Linked DNA regions of Mus musculus: regions 2 and 3 are each linked to region 1. The links are chromatin loops, found by intact Hi-C in ENCODE. Cell type or tissue: left cerebral cortex. All regions are shown on one strand.

Region 1 (8,000 bases):
TATGGTTTATGGACACAAGACAACAAGCAAGACCTTACATTTGATAGCAAAACTGATTTCAAGGATAGAATACAGATATTGATAGGGCTGCACTTGTGAAATTGAACCAGAGTACTCAGGCAAGGAATATGGAAATGAGAATGGACTCCTGAGCTCTTAGAACTCTTGCTCATTTGGAATCCTTAGACCTTTTGAGCTTCATTAGCATAGAGGAGTGTCTTAGTTAGGGTTTTACTGCTGTGAGCAGATACCATGACCCAGTCTACTCTTATAAGGACAACGTTTAATTGGGGCTAGCCTACAGGTTCAAAGGTTCAGTCCATTATCATCAAGGTGGGAGCATCGCAGTGTCCAGGCATGGGGCTGGGGGAGCTGAGAGTTCCACCTCTTGTTCTGAAGGCATCTAGGAGAACACAGGCTCTCAGGCAACTAGGAGGAGAGTATTAAAGCCCACATCCACAGTGACACACCTAGTCCAACAAGGTCAGAGCTGCTCCAACAATTTCTTAATAGTGCCATTCCCTGAGCCAACCCTATACAAACCATCACAAGGAGTAACATAAGTTTAGGAATATAAGAGCAGCTGAAGAAAGCAGTGTACTTTCAAAGCTACAGTGCATACCATGCTCAGAAGTTTATTAACATTCTGCATTTCATTAATGTAGATAATTATCAAAGTGGGGGGGGATGGCGTGCTGTACACAATCATATTCAAGTATTAAAAGAAATGTGGTTAGAGATTTAGGGACTTTTCCAGAGCCTTCCTTTCTTTTTATTTTATATTGCATTCTAGCTACCTCTAATGGGCTTGAAGCTATCTGATGGAAGTTGATATTCTCCCTTACTGCCTTACATACGACTGGAAGAAGACAAGCCTTTTTCCCACATCGGAGTCTAGGCAAAGTCATCTTTACTAACAGAAGTGAAGGGCCAATCAGAATCCTGTGTTCAGATGTGTTCAGATACTTGCTGCAGTTAGTATCAGGAAAGCTTGCTCACCAGCAATTCGGGCTGCCTAACCTGCTACGGTTAGAGCTCCAGAATGCCTCTGCCTAGCTCTCTGGAAAAAAAATCATGAAAGGCAGGTTGTTGTTAGCTTTAGTTATCAACACAACCTAGAATCGCCTTGGAAGAGAATCTTAATGAAGGATTGTCTATATTGAATTGACAAAATGGGCACACATTAAGAGAGGGATTGGGAAAAGAAGGGTGGAGAACGGGGAGGTTTTAAGGTTAAATTCTGAGCTAAGTAAGCCCTTCCTTTCAACCTTCTGCTTCATGGACCTGCAGTGATGACACCTCACCTCTTAGACTGTCAGAGGTGTCCATGTAGAGAAGTCTCTGCCTGCCACAGCAGCAGCATTCTTGTAGAACTGTTGCTCTAGACTGGGATTTCTGTCTCTCTCTGTCTCTTCTAGGCCTCCATTTCCTAAACTACATCTGAATTCATGTAAACCTTCGATAATCTTTAAAGTCCCACTACCCTGTCCAGGCAGTACTAATTCTGTCATGTACCTTACACTATTGTTGCTAAATATTAACCTTGGAGGAAGTCAAAATTATCACCTCATATAGGATGGCAATTAGTACAGTATTCCATTATATTACTATATTTCATAAAGTAGTGACTATGTTGTGTTCTTCCTGGGGGTTTTGTGAGCAGGATATCTCTCAAGAGACACATGCAGATATTTACTTAGCAGACCAAAATAAACACTCTGAAGAGAGATTGGAGTAGGCTGCCCCCTAAATAGAGAACAACACAGTAAAATCTGTATTTTTTATGAGTATGACTTGTGTATGGCAACCCTTTTCCTCTGAATTATAGTAGAGAAGATCTCCCTTTGATGATATTTGTCCCCATGATCTCCACAGAAAGGGAAGGTATCAAAACCACAATGCAAGTGATATAATGTAGATGTCAGCTCCTCTGAGGATGCACATGGGGAGATGAATGCCCTGCTGCCTTGACTTATGATATGCTAAGAACAGGATATCTATAGCCTCAAGGATGCTTTAAGGAAAGACTCAGATGCAGCTTTCCTCATATCGACTTTCTTGTATAGTTGGTATCAGTGGGAGTACACTTTTTTCTCCTAGGAACAAAGGAACATAAAAAAGAGCAGGAAACCAGAACATTACAAGACTTTGTTTCCATAATTAAAAAAACAGTCCTCCAGGACCAAGACTGAAATGGATTGTGAGCAACTGAAGTCAGTCCTAAAATATGGTCATGGTCTCTTCTAGATAGCCACCAATACCTATGCAGTCATGTTCAGTGGAAGACGCACGTACTGAGACTAAGGAGACTGAGGCAATGTCACATGATGTCACATCATGAAAAATACCAGTTCAACTTCAGTTCCCTTCCTCCAGCGCATCCTGATAGTTTACAGCTCCCTGCTAATTGGCAGTAAGGATGGTATTCTACTCACCATTCTGGTGCTAGAGCCTCGAACACAGAGAACCAGGCCGTTAGTTAACACTGTAAAGAATTCCAGTCTCTGCGCTAGTCTTCTTACTACATTTCTCCTGACAAGTAACCCACAAAGAGAATCACAGGCTGAAGGGTTCAGATTCTGACCCCAGGCTTGAAAATTATGAGAAGACTTGAAAAACTCTTCGAGAAATTTCTGTAGCCATCTATGTACACTTCTTGATGCTAGAGAGATGGCCCACCAACCAGGAGAAGGAGTCAGTCATCCAAATCAAGCTGACAGTATTTTATGATAAATTAATGAAGTATGATTCACTTTTATTTTTAAATGTTTGCATTTAGAGCCGTCAAACGATATATTTTAGGAATATCGAGTTTGCAAAAATCTTTATTTCCATATATTCCAATGTAAATATTTAGAAACTCATTTGTGTCTGCTTTATTTCTCTATTGACTTTGGGAAGCTCCTGTTGGTTGTTATGTCAAGGAAAAAATGGCTGCTGGCCACCATGTTCAGTTACCTCACGATACCACACTTTATATTGCAGGATGTCTTGCTTTGAGTAAGTCACAACCTCTTTCTGGGACACAGTGTTCTTACTGTACAGATGAAAAAGCTAGCCCAAGCTGATAAAACTTCTGTGGTAGCTTCTTTGGTGAGATAGTACTCAGTATATCTACTGTGTGATGTGCCCCTACTTGCTAAAGAGACAGTGCATCACCTGGGGTGTCAGAAGCACACTGTTCCAGAGACCAGGTACAAACGCATTTATTGTAAGACCAACCATCTCACATTATCATGACTAACCAAACCCAGTGTACCACAGTTAATGCAATGGTGTTTCTTTGAGCTAGCCAGACCCTTTGGCCTCCCAAGGTTTCTCCTCTCATCTGACCACGGGAGATAAGAAGGCATCCCAGAGCTGCCTCTCATGTAGAATAAGATAATGTGCATAAATCCTGGGCACAGCAGTTAGCCCCTAGCACAAGCTCCAAAAATGGAAATTCTTCCATCCAGGTCCCAGGGGGTAGAAAGCAAGAAAATATAACAATAAAGGAAAAGGGTTTGGGTGGGGGGGAGCAAAGATGGATTGCCATTCTTTAAATAAAACCAGGGAGTGAGGTGTGAGAAAGCTAGAGAAATGCGGAGAGTAGGAGAGAGAGGGGAATAGCTACAGGCACTTGGAATGGTGCTGGAAGATTCTCATAAGTAAAAGCTCCTTTTAAAATATTGGAGTTCTTCCATATGGGAAGCTTGGGGAGAGAGGCGAAAAAATTAAATTAAAGCATCTGAAAGTATATTATAGTTTTATCTCTTTGGCTCTGTGATTTCAGAAATAATATAATTCTATGGAATGCACGCTGCCAGAGGATTTTGCAGAGTAGCGCCCCGACAGAACGGGACCGAATGATGTCAAGGAAGCTTCTATAACAGTTTTGTTTTATTCATTTACATAAATCACATTTACCGTAGGTGTTTTATTCAAAATAAAGTTTGGGAAAAATAAATTGAACAGATGAACCTAGGCAAACCTGGTGATTTTTTTCACGAGTAGTGTTTGATGATAAAGGCATAAAAGCATAATGTGGTATCATTTCACTGAGGCACAATATGGATCACCCATATGGAGCAGAAGCCGATAATGCTGCAGAGAGGCAAAAATAAACAGAGCAGATGCACTTGCAAAATCAAGTCTGCACCCACCCCTGAATTACCTGCTTGGTGTTGAAGAAGTTTCTACAGAACTCAAAACTGGCTTTGAGTCACCTTCCCACAGGGACTCGCAGGAAGCCTTACATGACAAGAGACAGGAAGAGGTACCCTAAAGCATCACATGGCTCTCGAGGGAGGTAGAACTGGAACTTGCTGGCTCCAAACTACAAGCCACATGGAAGCCTCAGCCCTCAGTTTGGAAGCGCGAGTTCCAACCCCAGTTCTTCTTGTTGCCAGGCAAGTTCCACCCTAGATCTGTAAGTTCCTCAAAGGCAAAGTCACAGAAGGGTAAGGACTTAATAGGACTGATGAAAAGCTCAGGCAATAAAGCACCAAGGAAGGAAAGTGATATACAGAGCTATCGCATCAGAGGCAGGAGACTAGCCAAAGTGGCTTGTTGGAGAGACTTTCTAGAGCACACAGAAGAAGGGTGCTTCAGGGTACTCTTACTTTCACAAGGAGGTAAGGTGTTTGGGGAACCCAGGCGTATTATTTAATAAAGATCCCATAGAGAATCCTAACATGCCCAAGTTTAGGCCATTCTTAGTCTCAGTAAACTAACAGCATGCATACAAAACGTCACAGTCCTTCCTCCCACCCAATCCTAGTTACCTGTTCAATCAAGCTACCCTGTGAGGACTACAAGAGGGCGAAGTGTCACTGAGCAGACAGACAGATTGTGTCATCCTTGCATGGTGCTTGCATCAGCCAGGATGGGAAACACCTTGCTCAGCCCTACACTGATGATCACTTCCACACTGACATCTTTCCTATTTCATCAGCCATGAATCTTGAAGTCTGCGCCTGGAGTGTGGCTACCTAGAGAAGAGGTGAGACTGAAGTAGTGGTGGGTAGCCAAGGATAAGCGCTTGCCTGTAATACATAAGGTTTGGAGCTCTTTGCCAGTGGTGTAGTGTTGAGACGAGTGTGGTATGTTGTACCACATATCCAGTTTCACCCCAGAGGAGCATTCAGTGATCCCAGGAAGATCTAAGACCTCTCGAGGATCTTAGAGCAGCGTTTTAAGGCTCACTTTGGGGGATGAGCTCCCCTCAGACCTCCCTTGACCCAGACCTGCCATCTTTCCAAACAGGAAGCTCTTCTCTTATTATGTGGAAAGCCCATCAACTGTTCACTTTCCTGGAGTTCTTCAGCGTTCCTTTGCACATCCTGCAAAAGGTATGTGGTAATTGTCTTCCCTAGAGGAAGTCATGGCTGACTACTTCAGAAAGAAGGAGGCAGGTATGAATTCAGCCACACAGCAATGGGACTCATAGAAGCTGGAGGCCAAGGGAAACCTGGAACAGACAGGAAACATTCTGTCTTGCCCATAGTAAACCTGGTCACATGGTCAACAGCTGGAGTAGACCACCCATGGCCCCTGATGTCATCAAGTAGACACCCATCTGCTCTGTTCCTAAAGCAGCCAGGAAAAAAATAGCGTCCCACGTCCCACACACTCCAGCTGTCCCCGACATCCAGTGCTCAGTGATTTTTTTTTCTAAAAATAAAATGAAATAAAGTCATCACTTTTCCAATCAACATAAGCACTTGTTTCATCAAGAATGGGTAGTACAGGAGCCATCATCCCAAAACTCTGTGGGCTTGTCCAAAGTCATGACTTTCTGGGAGTTCAGTAGCATCTTCATACAGGGAGATGCTGGCCTGAAGTGGAAGGAGGAGTTGTATACTCACCTGTATGAGTTGTGTGTTCACGTGGAGAGAGGTTACTTTGACATCTGAGTCCCATGTGGCCACTGTGCGTGGGGACTGATCATCTCTTGCCTCCTGGCTCAGTTGATCTTGAGTCACATTCTGTGTTCTGTTACTTCTAATCTGATCCTCAAGCACCTCATCTAGAATGTGGACATATGTCAGTTTTCAAGAATAGAACAGACAGCTATTTGCAGAGATGCAGCCTTTGAGTACATCAGCATCCTCTTCAGCCAACTTTGAGTTTAGAGGAATCACTTCCCCTTGGACTTCAAGTTGGAGAACAGAAATGACAAAAGAGAGTCTGTAACTGAGCAGTAAGGAAGTATCCTGCTTGCCCATCCACCGTGGCAAACAGGACCTGCCCCTTCCCCAACTTACCCCTCCTACCCTCTCAACAGTTTTCCCTGAATATGACCTGTCATGCACAGATGCCCAAAGTGCATGCCAAGAGAACTGCTGTTCACCAGTCATTTCCACCAGGAGATTTTTCTGAAATCAGTAAGATTGTGCAGATATGTCTGCAGGTGGTAAATTAGCAAGATGGTAGGGACATGACTTCCAGGGTGTCCTTTACCAGCACACTTATGTTTGCTTAAAAAATTGCTCAGCACAAGTCAGGTACCAAACACTATTCAAAGCAGCTTGCACGAACAAGCTCTGTGAATGCTGCTACTTGCCGTAACTTTTCCACAGAAAGAGTAAACTGAGACAAGCAGAAACAACCCAGAGTATAGATGATATAACAAGCACCCAACCAAGGCACCTGTCTCCAGAGTTCTAATTCTCTATGGATGCACAACAAACATCTTCAGGGCAGGGGAGGCACCGACTCACATCTCATGCACACAAGCCATCCTTGTCCCTGGATGAGCAATTGAGTTTCTTCTGATAAAGAGTTCACAGGAACATGACAGCACACACATATGTTCAAGTAAGTGGTCACCTTGAGGCCAGTTCCAGGAAGGGCCATCATGCCAGTGCATAACTGAGTCCAAGCATGCTGTGACTTAGAAATGGTATAGAAGATCAGGTAGCTATCAAGAAGCCTGCTTCACAAATACATAAACCAATGGCCAAGGATTAAGGGCCTGACACTATATTAGCTGAACAAAACAGTATTTTAGGAAATCAACAACTTCACATGTTAATTTTCTGGGCCAATGTTAAACAAGTGATCACAAAACCAGTGCATCTGAACTGGTCTGGACCTTCTGTCCAGGAATCTTCTAAAAACAGAAGGCCCATGGCAAGCCTGGTTAAACTGATCCTCTGAAAGAAAGAGCCTTAAGGCTGCTTCACTACCTCATTCAGACAAGTACCAGAGACATGGACCAAACCACCATGACACATTTAGAGCCCTAGGACCTGTGAACAGGGGCACTCACAAAGCTACCTACAAGTGAGCAGGCATTCTTCCCCAATTCAGAGCTTTGCAAAGGACACAGAAGACATGCTTGATTCTGGAGGGTCAGAATGACAGGATGGCTGGCCTCTGGTCAGATGAGCTACATGGTGCTGTCCTTTAGAGCCTCTACTGGCACGTGGGGTGGTAGCACCTGCCTTATTGTCTCAGATATTTAGATCATCTGGAAAGGAACTACAGAGGAGCTTCTGAACTCACAAAGCTCTCTCAAATTCTGAATCCTTCAGAGTTTCCCTTGGCAGAGAGTATGGGCAGCTTAAAATTTGGTTAGCAACTGTCAATAATCATCTTACACATTACCTAGCAAGGAAAAATGATATTCTCCTCAGGGAGAGGCACTAGATTCTCCACACACACTTCTGTATTAATAAAACACTGATCTCGTTGTTTCCCTGAAGATTTTAAGAGCTATTGTTCAGATTAAATATGGTCAGGATTTTGGTGCCATCTTATAAGCTACAAAGTACCGTGAACCTGTGACAGGCTATAGTAGTCTTTCCCAACATGTTTTGAAAATTAATTGGCTATGGAACTGCCTCAGTAGGAATGAACCTGGAAGTATCTTTGTAGTACTATGGTGGAAATACACCGAGCACTTAAAGGCCTTTGTACACAGGGTTTTGTGAGGAACAAATTAAGTGGGCATCCTTGGGGCTTTTATGAACTACCAACTGTATACAAACACATCCCCAGAAATCTCAGTGAGAAAG
Region 2 (8,000 bases), 93 kb after region 1:
ATAACTAAATGTGGATGCTCAGTGTCAAATTTCATGCAGAAAGGGTTTACTTACTCCTTTCAAAAGAAAACAAATAATTCCTACACTTGATGATTCAGAAACACCTTAGTGTGTAGCCCGGCAGACAACAAGTATTTTTAACCAACAGAGACAGTGACGATACAACAGAAAATCCTTGGAAGGGTGCCACACTGCCAGGATGCTCTCCCACAGATCCCAGGAAGAGCCCTGGAGGCTGATACAATTCAACAGCACTCCTCACAGCTCTCATTCCTCGGGGCACACGTGAAGGGTGGAGTCTCTCTGCTGCCTCACCCCAGGCTCGGCAATCTTCACCAGTCATTGGCTCTTATGGCTCTGTCCCTACCCTGTTGTCTAACATACTTAGTTTCAACTAGGAAAGTTTAAGAGCAGCTGCAGTGATAAAGGCCGTGACATTTTCAAGGCATATTTTCGTCGAGTGTTAATGCCTAACAGCTTGTAGGGCTGACAGAGAGAGACGCGTGCCTGTGGGTGACTGCTAATAGTCAGGTTAGATCCTGTTTATAGTGTCAAGACGCCAAAGACATGGTGTCATGTGTGGAAGTGAAAGTGTTACACACAGACCTTAGACCTCTGAAAACTGTTCTGTTTAGTGACAAGATATACACCTTTTATTTTTTTATATATTACTTAGGAAAAAGTTTTAAAAAAAAATTCTACCCTAGGAGGAAAACACACTGTGATGTCTCTAAGAGGCTGTCGAAAGAAGTCATTGCCCACATTTGCCTGAGAAAAAGTTATGGTGAACAGTGGGAGGAATGAGAACACTGCAGAAAAAACAGGAAAAGTATTGAGAGTCACTGAGGTGTTGCCACGTGATCTTGCCTTTTGCTTTCCTGACATTGTTGCAGGTAAAATCCAGGTCCCTCCACTTCAAAAATTAATTACAACTTGCCCCTCACCTTCAACTCTTACATTCTCTCTACTCCCTCTTCCCCTGTGTTCCCTGAGTCTGTGAGTGGCTGATGTAGTTCTTCCATTTCAGACTGAGCAGTCCACTAGCATTTTGGCCAGTTAAGGTTACTGTACTACCCACCACCTCCCTACAGTAAGAAGCAGCTCATTAATATTAATACATATGAATATTTAGATAAAATTAATCCATAAACTCTAATATCTATACTTAGAAATTAATTGGATATCATGACTGTGTAGTAGAATAATGGTACACTCTCCTATAATGCCTATGAGTACTAAATAAACTCCCACCCATGCTCACACAAGTAATTCCTATACTTAGTGAGCTACACACAAAACAAGGCATGGAAGGAAGAGGAGACTTGTTGAGATGAAGGCTTCAGGGGGGGATGGAAGAAAATGGGGGTGTGAAATGACTAAAAGTTTGTTATATAAATGTATGAAACTGTCAAACAGCAACAAAAAATACAAACAAGAAAAGTAATTACTCATTATAAGCCTTAGGGCAGAACACCTGTGTATAATTTCTTGGCAAAGTATTAGGTGGCTCCATGGTTCTCAGCTCTGTCTACATGAGAGACTCAATGGGAGGGGGGGTGCTTTTAAGCCCCTCAGAGTGCATTCACCATCATGGCACAAGTAAATCACAACACACAGGTTCAGGATTCCTTGTGAAGTGTTCGTTTGAACATCCTTTAGATAATAACAATACAAATTCAAGTTTGAAGCCAGCATCAACTTGCTGCCCTGAAAAGCCACTTCCGATGTTCTCACTCAGGTTTTATCTAGTTGACAAAACAGACTATTTAGGGGTTCCATTCCCTTCCAACACAAGGTGATGCTATGTCTGAGGAGCAGAGCCTGGAATATTTGGTGAAAGAGGTTTCCCTACCCCATTATAAACAGTCAATGCTCATGAGCCCCCAGGAGGATGCAGACAAAGAAACAGCCTCAATGGAGTATCTGATCACTGGGGCATCTGAAGATGCCCCACCACTTCAGGTCCTTAGACAAGACAGTACCACAGTCCCAACAGGTAATGTGGCCCATGGGCTTCTGTGGCGAATACTTCAGTTCTGCCTATTAGCACTTTAGGAAGGTTCCAGAAACTTTAGATGGAACCTAGCTGATAAAAGTAGATCACCCAGAGGCATCACTGAAAAGTATTCTTTCCCTTGCCTTTGCCTATCTCTCTCTCTTTTTTTCCTCTACTTCCAGGTAGCACTGGTTAATTTTGTCTGTCAACCTGACACAGTCTAGAGTCACCTGGGTAGCAAACCTCAGTGAGGAATTACCTAGATCACATTGGCTCATGGGCATATCTGAGGTTGATTGTATTGGTTCTTACTGAAAGTGCAAAGAACTCTGAATATTTCCATTTCGAGAGCTGGACTATGAACTGTAGGAAAACAAGAAACCTAGTTGAACATGAACAGCAATCAAGAAAACAATGGCTATGCACATGTTTTTTCTTTGCTCTTAACTGGATATAACACTTTAAATTCTTGTCTTGTGTTTCCCACATTAAACTGTCACAAATAAGTCAAACACTTTATTTTCCCTAAGTTGCTTTCTTTTAAGGCATTTGTCACAAAATCAGAAGAAAAACTAAAACACTGTATACTATGAGGTGAAGAGCCTTTGCCACACTCTTTTGTTGTTATGATGCTCTACCTAAGCACACAAGTCCATCACACAACCATACTGAACCCTCTAAGACAATGAACCAAACTAAATATTTCCTCCTTGATGCAGTTACTTTTCTGTTGTTACAGTAAAACATCATGGCATGACCAGAAGCAACTTATAGCTTAAGTTCATTGTAGCTTACAGTCCCAGAGGGTTAAGACTAAAAGAGATCCATTCATTATAGCTCCACATATTACAGGTTAGTGGATCTCAGTCCCTGTTAGATAGGAGGCTATGGAAAGTACTGAGATGCAATCATAAGACAAGGAAACAGTAATCCCTGTACATGAAACTGGACCTTGGTGCAGTGTGCTTGGATAGACACATAAAGACTCTACTGTTCAGGAGACAACCTTGAACTTCATTACACATTTTAAAAGTTTGATCAAGCAATCAACATAGTGGAAGGACTCAAAATATTATTTCAACAAATGTGTTTTGTAAAGAAGTAGGAAGTAAGTCTTCTGTCTTTGCACAGATACGTGATAGTATAAATAGCATAAGATTAGCTGTGGGCAGCCTATAACAGAATGGGCACAGGTGAGTCACAACGGAGCATCACTTGTAGTACATGTGGAGCTGTGTCTTGATTGTGCTTTACTAGTGCCCACTCTGCACATTTACACACTGTAAAATCTACTGCTGAGATAACCAAGAGAACAGAGAATGCTGACTGTAGAATGTTTGATCATGCTTTCCACAGCAACCAAACCATAACCACGGGGCTATTGGATAGCATCAATACATGTAGCAAAGCCATCTCATTTTGACTAGTACTGGATACTGTCACAGAAAAGCAGATAGCACTGCCTTCGTGGGTAGTAGATTCATCAGGATTTAGTACCTGCATTAGTCAAGATGGGCATAAACAGGAGCCATTGATGTGTCTACCTTGCACCCCGGGCTGATCATCACTGTCAAATTTCCTCTAGGATCTTTGTTCCCTGCTTGGTTACTGTCTAAAATCTTGCTGGCTTCTTAGATGGAGGAAAATTAGAATGTGATTATACTCTAGATCATAAAGACCCACCCCCTAGAGTGGTAAGGATTGCTTTAGCTTACACTTCACTGACCTCTTGAAAGTGACAAAGCCATGCTGAATTTTGATAGCCTAGGGCATGTAGACTTAGTCCCAGACTACAAAAGTACAAGAGCATAAATCCCTCTAAAGATCACAGGAAAGGCATCTATGAAGGTGCTACAGGAGTCCTGAGAATAAAAGGCAGTGATCAGTAATTCATGAAGAGCAAGGAGGAAATCCCAATGTTAGTTAAGAACATCTCACTCCCAGTGATGGAGATAGCTACATACGACAGGAAGGTATTGTCAAGACTTCTGAACACTACAACATGGCTCTTAAAGAGGAGGGTTCCCACCAATTGCCATCATCATTCATTTGTATTCATTTCTGTCAAGCACAGAGATCACTACTAGGGACCCAGAGCTAAGCAAGGCCCTTCAGATTGACTATGCAGACAGACACCAGGGGACATGTTACCTCTTTTAAAAATGGGGTGGCCAGAATTCTAGATCAGTGCTCATAGCACTTGCTGCAAAAACAAGAAGACCTGAATAAGGAACCTGGGTCCAGGTGTCCAGCATCTATAGAGATCTTGGCTGGGTGTGGTGGTCTCCTTGTAAGTCCAGCCTTAGAAGGTAGTGACAGGCAATCCTTGGAACAAGTTGGCTAGTATAAACCAGTCATAGGAGAGAGGTCAGGGTTTGCCAGAGATGTTGACTCAAAAGAATAAGGTGGAAGACTCAGCAGTGAAGATTCTCAACCTTGGGCTTCCCCATATGCATAACATGGACATATGTATTCTCAAATATGTGCATGCATATATACATGTGAATATGCATATATATGCATAAACACATACACACATACACACATTATACATATATATATATATACATGAAAAAAGAAACAACCAAAATTGCTGCTGAAAGCCATAAAAAAAAAAACCAAAGTTTTAACCACACACAAACCACAAAGTATTAACCACACACCTGCATCCCAGGAAGGCTTCCACTTCCTTACACTGTTCTTAAAACAACTACATTTCCAGAATTTTCTGTACTTATTAAGAATGATACGCTAGCAGTGGCCATGCCAGGACTTGTGACCTTCTTTCTGATGGACATGCGGTCTTGATCTCAACACCTGGCCAGCTGGCTCCAAATTGATCTGCACAGACTGAGTACTCTGGGCTTCTCTGGCTGCCTCACGCTTTGCTAACTCCTCCAGAGTCAGCACCGCTGTTCCAAACACCAGTTGTTAAAGAAGAAAGAGAGACTGGAGCAGGTGGGCTGTGTGGGCTGAGATGTCACATCTACAAAATCTGCAGAGAGAAAGAACTTCAGTGTGCGGTTCACTGCACTTTAAACTACACACACACAGAGATGGGGGGAGGGGGGTATCTCTTGGGAGCCAAAAACAAAGGCTGCGAGAGCCAGAAGGGAAGGCATCGCCAGCACCATGGCAGAACAATCTCTGCTCTGCCCATAAAAATGCCAAGATGAAAAAAAAAAAAACTGAGATACATATTTTGGGTTTTCTTGCTCCTTCTGTGGAAGCTTCTGGGGTGGGGGCGAGTGAAGACCTTGACTTTCCATCTTCTCATCCCAGGCCTAAAACATTGTTGTCTTTGGATATACAAAATGTATGTTGAATAAAGAAAAGAGGTAGAAGATGAAAACAAAAACAAAAAACAATAAAAACAAGAGGGAAGCAGAGAGATTTCATTTTTCCTTCCACAGAAGAATTCTCTGTAAGGTCCCCATAAACAGCCTGCTTACAGGGCCACCTGGGTGGCTGTTGCAAGGCCACTCATCACCTAACAAGCTGGCAAGAACCAACAAAGAAATTATTTAAAGAACTTTGGATTTTAGAACGCTTTTAGAATGCTTATCCTTAGCTCCCCTGCTTCCAGCTGGAACATAAACAGTTCTATTTGGTTTACTTTGTTTTCTTAGCTGACGCTACTAATACAGAAATAATAGGCAAAACAATGTGTCATAGTGTATCCTTATATAGCACATCAAAGTGAAAATCAGTTTACAAAAGCATTAATTCTTTCGGTTCCTCCCTTCCTTCATTTGGGTACCATCAAGTGCCCATCATGTTCTACACTTACTTAGCTTTTAATTTGCAACAGGTAAGAGAAAACTTAAATTTTAATAGAAATAAACACGTAGGCTGAAGTGATGGTTTCATTCCTCATCTTTCCAGTCACATGGCAATTATCTCTGTGATTAGCTTGGCTTAATTGGCAGTGTGTATGTGTGTGTGTGGTGAACAATACTTACAGCATTAATGTGAAGGAAGGAGAGAAAACATCCATATGATAGGGAACACAGTAGGCAGGAAAGAAACCTCTTCTCCAGGAGGCAAGTCCAGCAGAAAATGGGTGTCAGCCCTTTAACTAGAAAGCAATTTGATCAAGACATGCCTCTGTTGATCACCATATAAGGCCCACATCACTGGGATATTTGTTCTGTATGGTATTTATTGAACATACCAGAGAAATTGTATTAGGCTAAAAGCAGTTTGCAATTTCTTTTCTATGATTCCATCATTTCAGACCTACTTCACATTTCAGTATTTTCTTTCTTCATACTGTATCAAGTAGGGTTTTCTAATTAGAGCTCTCCAGAGAGATGAGGGTAATGGGGTAGATGATTGATGGGTGGATAGATAGATAGATAGTGTAGTTGTGAAAATTGGCACATGAGATTATGGAGAAAGTACACAAGCTGCCATCTGTAAGCTGCAGAACCGTGAAAGCCAATGGTGTCCAGTCCAAGTCTGGAGGGCAGAGGATGGAAAGCCAAATCCAGGTGAGGATAGATGTCCCAGCTCCAACAAACACAGAGAGCAAATTCATCCTTTTCCTGACTTTCCAGATTCAACATGTAAGATCTACAGCTTAGATGATTGACTATGGTGGGATTCTATCCCCTAGGAACAACCTGACTTGTGTAATTTTGAAATAAGGGTTATGATACCCTTAAAAGACTGAGCCTAATGATACGCTCTTGTGGAGTGGCAAGTGTTTACACAAGGTGACTCAGGAGAGACTCATGAAGGACTTACAGACTGAAGAAGTACAGGAGTAGCTCATGAGGTAGACCAAAATGCCTCATGAGGTGAATATATGAATATATAGGATATGAGAGCTCACCCCTCAGGGAGATGTATAATCAGTTGGAGGGAGCTTATATTTCATTGTGTAGCCATACATAATTTGATATGTTCCTAAAAGTAAATCCTTACATGCGCTTCTGTAAGTCACCCCAATTAAACTCATTGGTTCATCAAGAAAGACTTGGGTATTGGTCTGGAAGTGGTAAATGGAGATTTGTATATGTCTGCTCAGACACATCCAGAAATAATGTTCCATCAGGTAACTGATCTTTGCTCAGAAACAAATTATCACTCACTCCAAAAGATAGACAAACAGTTGGGTAAGTAAAGATATTTGCTTCCAAGCTCAAGGTCCAAAGTTTGGGTCCCTATAATCAACATGAAAAGTGTAAGGTTAGAACCAACTCTTGTATGTTGTCTTCTGACCTCCACATTAACACTATAGCATTTGTGTGCCCTCGCACAACACACAGAAAAAACACACACACAATAAGTAAATAAATAAATATCATTCCATAATTTGTCTGAATACTTTCCAACATTAACAAATACTCAGGCCAAATCTCAAATCAGCAGTAATATAAGTATGTCTGTTTTCAGGTGTAGAATTTGTATATGTCAGGCTTTCACATAAGATACCTGGTTATAACCAAAGGTATGAGGACTAAATAAAGCCAGGAAGTATAACATATAGCCAAGAGTCAACACCATCAACAAAATTCGACTTAGATAAGATGTAGACCATTGGGATTATCACTCAGAGATATTAAAGCAGTTGTCATTAATTTGTTAGAAGTTCTAATAAAAACAAGTACAAAATTCAACATTTTGGTAATGTCAGTGGAATGATGAAGCCACTATAGATGTACAAAATAGAAATGCTAGCCTTAAAAAATATAGAAGCACACCATGCCATTTCTCAGCTTTTGGTTTGAAGAATATTGTCCTGTATTTATATCTACATGGAACCCCAGGATGTGATCTTATTTGTGTGTTGAGTCTTTGCAGATACAACTGATTGAAATGAGGCCAGGTTAAATGGGGGCTTACAATAACACCCCTATACAGAGAGAGGAAACCAGTGTGTGTGAAACTAGGCAGGCATGAGAATAAATACAAAAATTCATTAAAGCCCTCAGAGGGACTGGAGCCCCTTGGAACTTTGATTTCTGACTTCTAAGTTCTGAAATTGTTAGAGAATAGT
Region 3 (8,000 bases), 75 kb before region 1:
GGTGAGAGATCCCATCATACCGTGGTGGATACTGGCCAGATACATGAATTCACAGTATTTGTGAGTTCTACAAAACAGCAATCTGGAAATCTTAATTCCAAAATATCAAGATGGGAGCTGAGTTCAAGCCTTAGCAGCTCATAAAAGCAAGCATGTTGGCACCTGCCTCTAATCCTGACACACAGGAGAAAGAGACTGCATGCTCAAGAGTTCAAGATTTTTAACTGCTCAGCAAACTCAGTAACAGCCTGGGGTATGTGAAATCCCATTGGAAAAATATTTTTAAAAATTAGTATAACAAAGCAGCCAGGGTGATCAAATGGAATTAAAGGTAATTCTGTGTTGCCTTTCTGTGTGTCTCGTGGTCAGAGAGAACAATGGACACCCACCTAGCAGAACTCACAAGCTAAGACTTCAAGGGAAATAACTGAGCTGTGCTGAAATTAATTGTACAGAAACCACAGAACCCAGTAAGTGAAATGCAAGCTGGAGAAAGGAGTTTCATGACTGGGCCCAAAAAGGGAGCTAACGAGTGTGAAGGCAGATATGCAGGAATTGTGTCAAGTTTAACCGAGTGTGGCAAAAGCAGAAAATGGAGATAAAAGCATACTTGATGGATGGCTGTCCTGCCACATCACAGAAAGGCTGATCATAGAGTTGGGGAGGCAATGTCACCATTGATAAAGACAAAATGTTTTCAGACTCAACCTTGTCTGTAATCCTCCAAAGGCAGAAAAGTCTAGCACACACTAGGAAGAACTGGAAAAAAAAAAAAAAAAAGAAGAGTTTCAGTAAGATGTATGTGCTAAGCAAATGTGAAAGATGAAAGCACGGAGATTTCTCACCATTCTGAAGACAATGAGGAAATGACAATTCAGCTTCTAGGAACAGCAGTTTAGGCTGAGAGTTGTCTACTGACCGTGAATAAATACTAGGGAATGTGTCTTTAAAATGGGATGAGATAAAAAATGCCTAAGTAGTGAAATCATACACACAAAAAGCAAAATGTGAAAATATGAAGAGCTATTTCAAATGAATGTTATTTTTAACAACTCAAGAACTGAATGAGATTTTCAGTTTACAAACTGATAATGGTTATCATTTTATTAAAGAAACCTCAAAAAATACATTTCAGCAAGACAGAACATTTATCACCAATGTGAGGACTTCATATCAAGAATGAAAGGCAAAAGAGAAATAATAATTATGTAAAGTAATAAAAAAAACCTTATTATGACAGAAACTCTGAGAAAGTTATATCTGGGACAAAAATACCATCCGCTCCTGAGAGAAGGATGGAGGAACTAAATCATCGGAGGGCTACAGATTTCCTTTCTCAGATGATGAAGTTGCTCAAGAGTGGATTCTGATCATTATGTGGTGGTAATACTGGAGATACTGCATGGGGAATCCATGCAGAGAGAGCAAAGAAAAAGAGGAAATATGGACAATCCTGACCCTGACAAGCAAGATTGCATAAGTAAACAAGAGTCAAAACTGCATTCCAGAAAATGAGGGAACTTTCCAGTACCAACATAGTTGAGCCGACTCTATAGAGCATAAACCGAAGTTGGCTTTTACTGTTTTGTAGAGACAAAGGAGTATAGACTCATACATAGCAGGACAAGCAGTGGCACCTTCAGGTTTAATGTGCTCAGCTACTTTGGTCTCACTTCCCTGGGACTGAGATGAGGAATTTGTTTGTGTCAGCGTGGACTATACATACATATACACATATACACATATGCATACAACACATCTATACACTGCTGAAAGACTTTGCCATCATACTGAATAGCTTTCTTTTCTTTCAGCATGTCTTTGAGTGAAACCAAATAAGTCCATTTGTAAACTCAGAAGATGCTTGGCAAGGCCAAGACAATAGGAGTGACATAGAATTAACCCTTCATAGGCCCTAGAGTGATTCAGGCTTCTATAGCACAGTGTACTTGTTGGCTTTCTACATGCAACATCTCACCAGTCTGCGTGCTGTTGCCAACACCTTTCTATACTTATTTGTTTGTTTGTTTGTTTGTTTGTTTGTTTATTCATTTAGTGCTGTAGAGATGACTCCGCAGTTAAGGGCACTGGCTGTTCCAGAAGATCTCAGTTTGGTTCTCGGCACCCACAAAGTGAAGAACTCTATAACTCCATTACCAAGGAGTTCTTGGCCCTTGTCTGACCTCTATGAGCAATATATACACATGGTACAAAGATAATGATCAGGTAAAATACACACACATACAAAAGAAAAATAAGTATATCTTATAAGCTATCAAAGTCCTGAATGTACTTTTACAGCATTAATATGTCTTAAAGTTAGCTTTGTTACTTTGAATTCCACCATGCTTGTGTTAAACGAACATTCCCTATGCTATAGCCAGGGAGGGCTGAGAATATGTGAACTGCCTAGTGGAGAAAGGACTGTCCCCGTGCAGTGGGACTCAGAGAGAGCTCCCTGTAAAGTCTCCCTGTGGACTAGGGTACTCCAAAAGTCCATTCTTTATCATTAAGGCTGATTTAAATGAGCTGCAGCACCTGCTACCTCAGGACCAATCACATTTCCTTAGCTCCACCTTAAATATTTGGCTGTTGGATAAAGTAATACTTATTCTCTGGAGAATGCAGGTTATATTTTTCTATGAAGAACAAAATTTCACAACTCCACAAATCTTGTGGCATAAGCCACAAGACTCATACTGCTTTATATTGGTATCTACTGAGACACTGCTCTCTGCCAGTGGGGAATTTTCCATATTAACAGTGAGTTGGTGCTCTGATCCCCATGCCAATGCCTTCTAAATTTTAACAGCACAATCTTCTTTTCCTAGGGTCTCAGAGTCTCCTTCTTCCTCTCCCTTTCTGGCTCCCTTCCCCACTCCTGATCTTTTTGTCTTTTGTTGATTTCTTTCTTACATGTCCCTGCTATCTCTTTCTCTTCTCCAAGTCTCCATTCATATCCCTCTTCTCTTTCTTGGTAGAAATTCTAGCTACATGAGATGCCAAAAAAAAAAAAATTAACGAAAAAAGAAAAAAAAAAGGAGTCTAAAGACTATTAACATGTTACCAGTGGTCATTTCTTGCACACAGTACTGGTTTCATGAAGATATTTTCAACCAAGTGTGCAGTGTACATTGGGCACACTCCTTTTTGGCTCAGCCGTCCTCCTTCTCATTCCTTTCTCTTCATGTTAGTTACCCACGGTTCCCTAAGACAGGGCCAGTTCAGTTTTACTGAATAAAATTCCATTGTGCATGTAAACTGTATTTTCTTGGTTCATTCTTCTGGTTTGGAAATGTAGGTTAGTTCCATAACTTAGCTATCATGAATAGTGATAAAATAAGTGTTGACATTCAAATCTGTCTGTGATCAGACCTGGCAACCTTTAGATAAATGCCCAAGACTGCTATAGCTAGGTCATCTAGTAGACCTATTTATTCTATATGGTATTTTGTTTTGTTTTGTTATATTTTGGGTGTTTTTTTGGGGGGGGGAACTACCATAGTGATTTCCTGATGGCTGGAGTGGTATCCATTCCCACCAGCTGTGAAAAAAGATCCCCTCTTCACCCTTACCATCAATTATTATTTTAATTTTTGTTGTTGTTTTTTTTTTCCTAGTGACAGTCATTTTTTACTTTGGTGACATAAATTCTCAATGTAGTTTTGCATTTCTCTGATGACTATTAATACTGAAATATGGTTTCATATTCACCTTTTGAGCAACGTGCATTTTACTAATTCATTTATTGGTGGTGTTTGATTTCTTGGTACTTAAAAAAATTCAGGTTTCTTAAATATTCTTGGTAGCAGTTCCCTATCACTTGTGTAGTTCTCGAAGGTCTCCCATTATACAAGCTTTAAAGACATTTTTAAAGACCAAAGCAACTTATTCTTGGATTTTATAGAGGCTCAAATGATAAACATTTGTCTCCAATTTAATTATATAAACATCAAGTATGTGTGTCCTTCATTAGAAAACCTTTGAATCTAGGAAATACATTTCTTTAAAAAGATTGAGCCATGGCTTTATTCCTTCATCCATCCTTGCATGCAAGCATCCTTCCATCTATTAATTTCTTCACCATTGTTTTCTGTTATAAAACCACTACATGTCAACTGTGGTTTTGATGCTGAGGGTAATGACATGAGCAGGACACAGTCCATGCCCTTACACAGCCCCATCCTCTCAAGGGTCATCTTCCTGCAAGCTCACTGTCTCATAAAATTCTTCTAAAGTTTTGAGTAATAGATGAGAATGTCCCATCAATTAATCAGTACTTAAAGGGTAAAGTATCATGAATGCACTAATTTGTAGGAACAGAGGACGACCATGGGAACAGGGAGGGTGCAGGACCTCTGGAATTGGCTGGCATCACAGTGACATAAGTCTGTGATAATACTGTCAAGAACTTAATTGCACAAGACATGTGAGCAGTCTTGCATAGTTGCCTCAGGAGAGCCTGGCCAAGAAATAGAAAGATTACAGAGTCAGCAGCCTAATGTCCTCAGTAAGGCGAAAGGTAGGAAATAATGGGTCTCCGAATTACCTTAGGATCTACTTGCTGCAAGGAAATTCTTCTTGTGCAGGAGTTGGTTCTTCCCGCTAAATATATCTCTGTTCATCTGCAACTGCCTCCTTCGCAAATGAGATGCAGAATGTTTCAAAGAACATATGTCCAGCAACTTCTTTAGCACCAGCCTCAGAAACTGTGTGTGCATCCTTTGCAATCCCTTCCCCCTCTTCTGCTGCCCAACACCCTTCATCCAATGCTGAGTGCCTGCTGCATGCCTACAGGACAGCATTTTTTTTTCTGGGACCTATAACTATAAATCTCACAACTACTGAACACATTGTAAGATCCAGCAAATTTAGTAAACAGTATTTGCCCCTGGCAACTGGCAATCGACCTTTACATCTAAATGATTGGAAAGCAGTGCTGAGTAGCTCAATGCACTGATAAAACAAGTGGATAGGAAAGGAGGTGACTATGTCAGTCTGTGGCTCTCCGGGAAGTCCTTGAAAGAAAAGAGAAGAACATGCACTTCAGAGAGGTCTTTGGTTTCCTATACTGCAATGAGCAGGAAAAAAAATTGGATGAATTTGGAAAGGAAATTCTACTTAGAGAACGGGAAAAGGTAAAGGACCCAGACTTGGGAGATTGCTTGATCTCCAGTGTAAATGATGGCTTGAACCGCATCTCATCCTATCCACATTCCTACTCTGAAGCCCTTCCCTCAGAACATCAGACCACTATCTTATTTAAGAACAGGATAGTAAAGACACAATGACATAAGACAAGGTCACACAAATGCAGGCCTCTTGCTTCACACAGTCTGGCTGGTATCTTTACAAAAAGAGACATACAAAGGGTCACAGGAGAACACTCAGGAAATAAAAGCAGAGCTGGGTGGAGCTCGTCTACTGGATGGAAACCAGCAACCTTCTATTCTGCAATGAGGGAGGCCTGGAACAGTAGCCTTAGAGGTACTGGGAGAAACCATTCCCACCAGAATGGTGGTGGGGCAGCATATCCCAGTTGTTTGTATGCTTTGGACTGTGGCATTTTATTACTCCTGCTAAGTAAATCCATGTGCTAATAAACTCAGACACCCTTACTGCAGAACGGTGTTATTCATTTTAGGGAAAAGTATTTGAAAGCACCATTCTGGTATTGTTTCATATCAGAAGATTGTCTCCTTTAATAAACAGATACTTTTTCAAAAACTGAGAAAATAAGCATATTCCAAAATTCTCTTGAAATAAGTGCTAAATGTTATTAGGAAGCCAATCAAGGCTAACCCACAATTCTGAATACCTCATTAACACCTTCAGAGGGACCATTAATTAAATCCTGGACATGACAGGATTTTGAGCAGGTGGAATTTATGCTTTAAAAATAGGCAACTTTTGTTTCCTCCCAGGTTTGAAATCTTTACTTCTGTCTGTGACATACTTGTCACCCACCTGTGCTTTGTCTGTTAGCTCCATAGTCCTGAGAAAATGCAAATAAGATGCTGGCCTTTTGGAATGGACACTGAAGTGGGCATTACTCAGGCTATGATGAAAGTAGAAGTGTCAAATGGCCCCTTGTACAGTCTACTGCTGGTGGAGGTTACTGCTTTTCAAAACATTTCATTAAATAAATGTTTTCTAAGCAGAGGACATATGTGCCTTTGTTATTTATTTAGCTTTATCTTTAATACAGATAGAGAAGAAGTGATTTGATCATAAGAAGTGACCTGGTTCTGCTATTGACAAAAGCAGGTCCTCAGTGACTTTTAGGCTTTTGTGTCTAGAGATACAGCTAGGCACCATTTGGTGCTTATGTCTTTCATAACTACTACTTCCATGGTCTTTCTCTCCCCTAGTATTCCATCACTCTGTAAATTAGAGAAAATGGAGGATTTCCTAAACTGATTTAAAGCCATATTAGGAAACCCAAGTAAAGCCAGTTGTATCACTTGTGGTATTGACTATAAGTGTAATTCTGGATTGGAAAGATCTTTAATATTGTTATATTTTAAAACTAAAATCCAAGCCGGGAGGTGATGGCGCACGTCTTTAACACTTGGGAGGCAGAGGCAGGCAGATTTCTGAGTTCGAGGCCAGCCTGGTCTACTGAGTGAGTTCTAGGACATCCAGGGCTACACAGAGAGACCCTGTCTCAAAAAAACAAAACAAAACAAACAAACAAACAAAAACCCCAAAGCTTGAAATCCTGGGGAATATGGTTATTCTGCAAACTTCTTTAAATGCTGTCATCCACTGGTTTGTACTTATATGTAACGAATAGTGTTGAGTGACTTGTGAGAGCCGTGTGTCCTCTCTGACCTGTCTTCATCTGCAGGAAGGGTCTATAACTTATAACTTTCTGCATCTCTGTGATGGCATCAGACCTCTGTAAAGGTGCAGCATTAATGTTCTACGGGGTTTCCATTAGACGAGGGAACTGTTGAATGGATACAAAAAGAAGTCTAAAGATTCACTATGGACTGAAAAACATACATCAAAAAGTACGTCATATGAGAGGGAGGACAGGGAGCCTGCAACCCCAACAGAAGCAGTCAAGAGAGAGCTTGGTGCTGCCACCCACAGACAGAGGACATTGAGCATCCTGGGCTACCTGTGATTGTAGACCCTGACACCAAGACATTCAGCTTTTCACCTTGTAATGAACAGTTGCAGAAAAGAAGGAGCTGAGGAATTCATAACCCCTTCATAGGCATGCACCCATGCCTGGCAGCCTCCATTTACACCCTACATACCCTGTAACAGCTCCATCAGCCACGAACCAAGCCTTTAGCTCATGAGCTCTTGAGGTACATTTAAGAACCAACTGTAACACCAGCACCTCCTATTCTTTGCAAGGAAGTCATTGAATGACATGGTTCACTGAAATGGGTTAAAATGATTTCAAGATCTACAAATAGGACAATAGGTAACTGATAAAAACAGATCTAATAAAGAGAGAAGCTCACAAAATCCTGAGAATCTGCCAAAGATATATGTCCAGAGCAGTCAAGAAAAAAGGGTGATTGGCTGGAGAACCAGAATTCTTGATAGATAGATAGATAGATAGATAGATAGATAGATAGATAGATAGATAGATAGATAGATAGATAGATATTAAATAGGCACAAGGAAAATAAAAAGAAATCATGAGCAAAGAAGGGAGCTGAGTTCTAAGATATATCATGTGAAGTTACTCAGTCAGTGCTTGGATGCCCCTGATTTCTCTATGCTGAGCTATCATTTGTGTGTGTGTGTGTGTGTGTGTGTGTGTGTGTGTGTCTATCTGTCTGTGTCTTTACTGTTGCACACTAACTCTTATTGGATCATTTCACTAGATCATATTACTTAGTAAGATGCAGTCTAAGAACTCAGCCAAGAGCACAAATAGACTCTGAAGACCTGGGGCGTGCTAATACATTTGGTGTGATGATAGCCTATTGACTCTAGGAAAGGTAGGCGGTAAGGGCTGAAAGAAATGGAGAGAC

What was found. Peaks named below come from ENCODE experiments on the same cell type or tissue, not always from the same donor. Only the 100,000 strongest peaks of a DNase experiment are listed, where the experiment ranks them.
Region 2: a loop joins it to region 1, with 2.7 times the contacts of the local background. A loop is called at or near these places in 3 of 42 quality-filtered maps.
Region 3: it touches region 1 in a loop (2.8-fold over the local background); 4 of 42 quality-filtered maps call a loop at or near these places.

What each region holds. Positions count from the first base shown.
Region 1 is chr12:26,082,998-26,090,997 of GRCm38, forward strand. No RefSeq gene overlaps it. Among named protein-coding and RNA genes, the nearest start is that of Gm29835, 110 kb to the left of the region's middle. In left cerebral cortex, no CTCF peak of the experiment used is centred here; DNase peaks (open chromatin) are centred at 3,274, 3,873, 4,131, 5,619 and 1 more place; H3K27ac peaks cover 3,647 bases.
Region 2 is chr12:26,176,102-26,184,101 of GRCm38, forward strand. All of the region lies in intron 2 of Gm29687 (predicted gene, 29687), which reads right to left. Among named protein-coding and RNA genes, the nearest start is that of Gm29687, 30 kb to the right of the region's middle. In left cerebral cortex, no CTCF peak of the experiment used is centred here; DNase peaks (open chromatin) are centred at 192, 735 and 4,982; H3K27ac peaks cover 564 bases.
Region 3 is chr12:26,008,443-26,016,442 of GRCm38, forward strand. No RefSeq gene overlaps it. Among named protein-coding and RNA genes, the nearest start is that of Gm29835, 33 kb to the left of the region's middle. In left cerebral cortex, no CTCF peak of the experiment used is centred here; a DNase peak (open chromatin) is centred at 4,692; H3K27ac peaks cover 493 bases.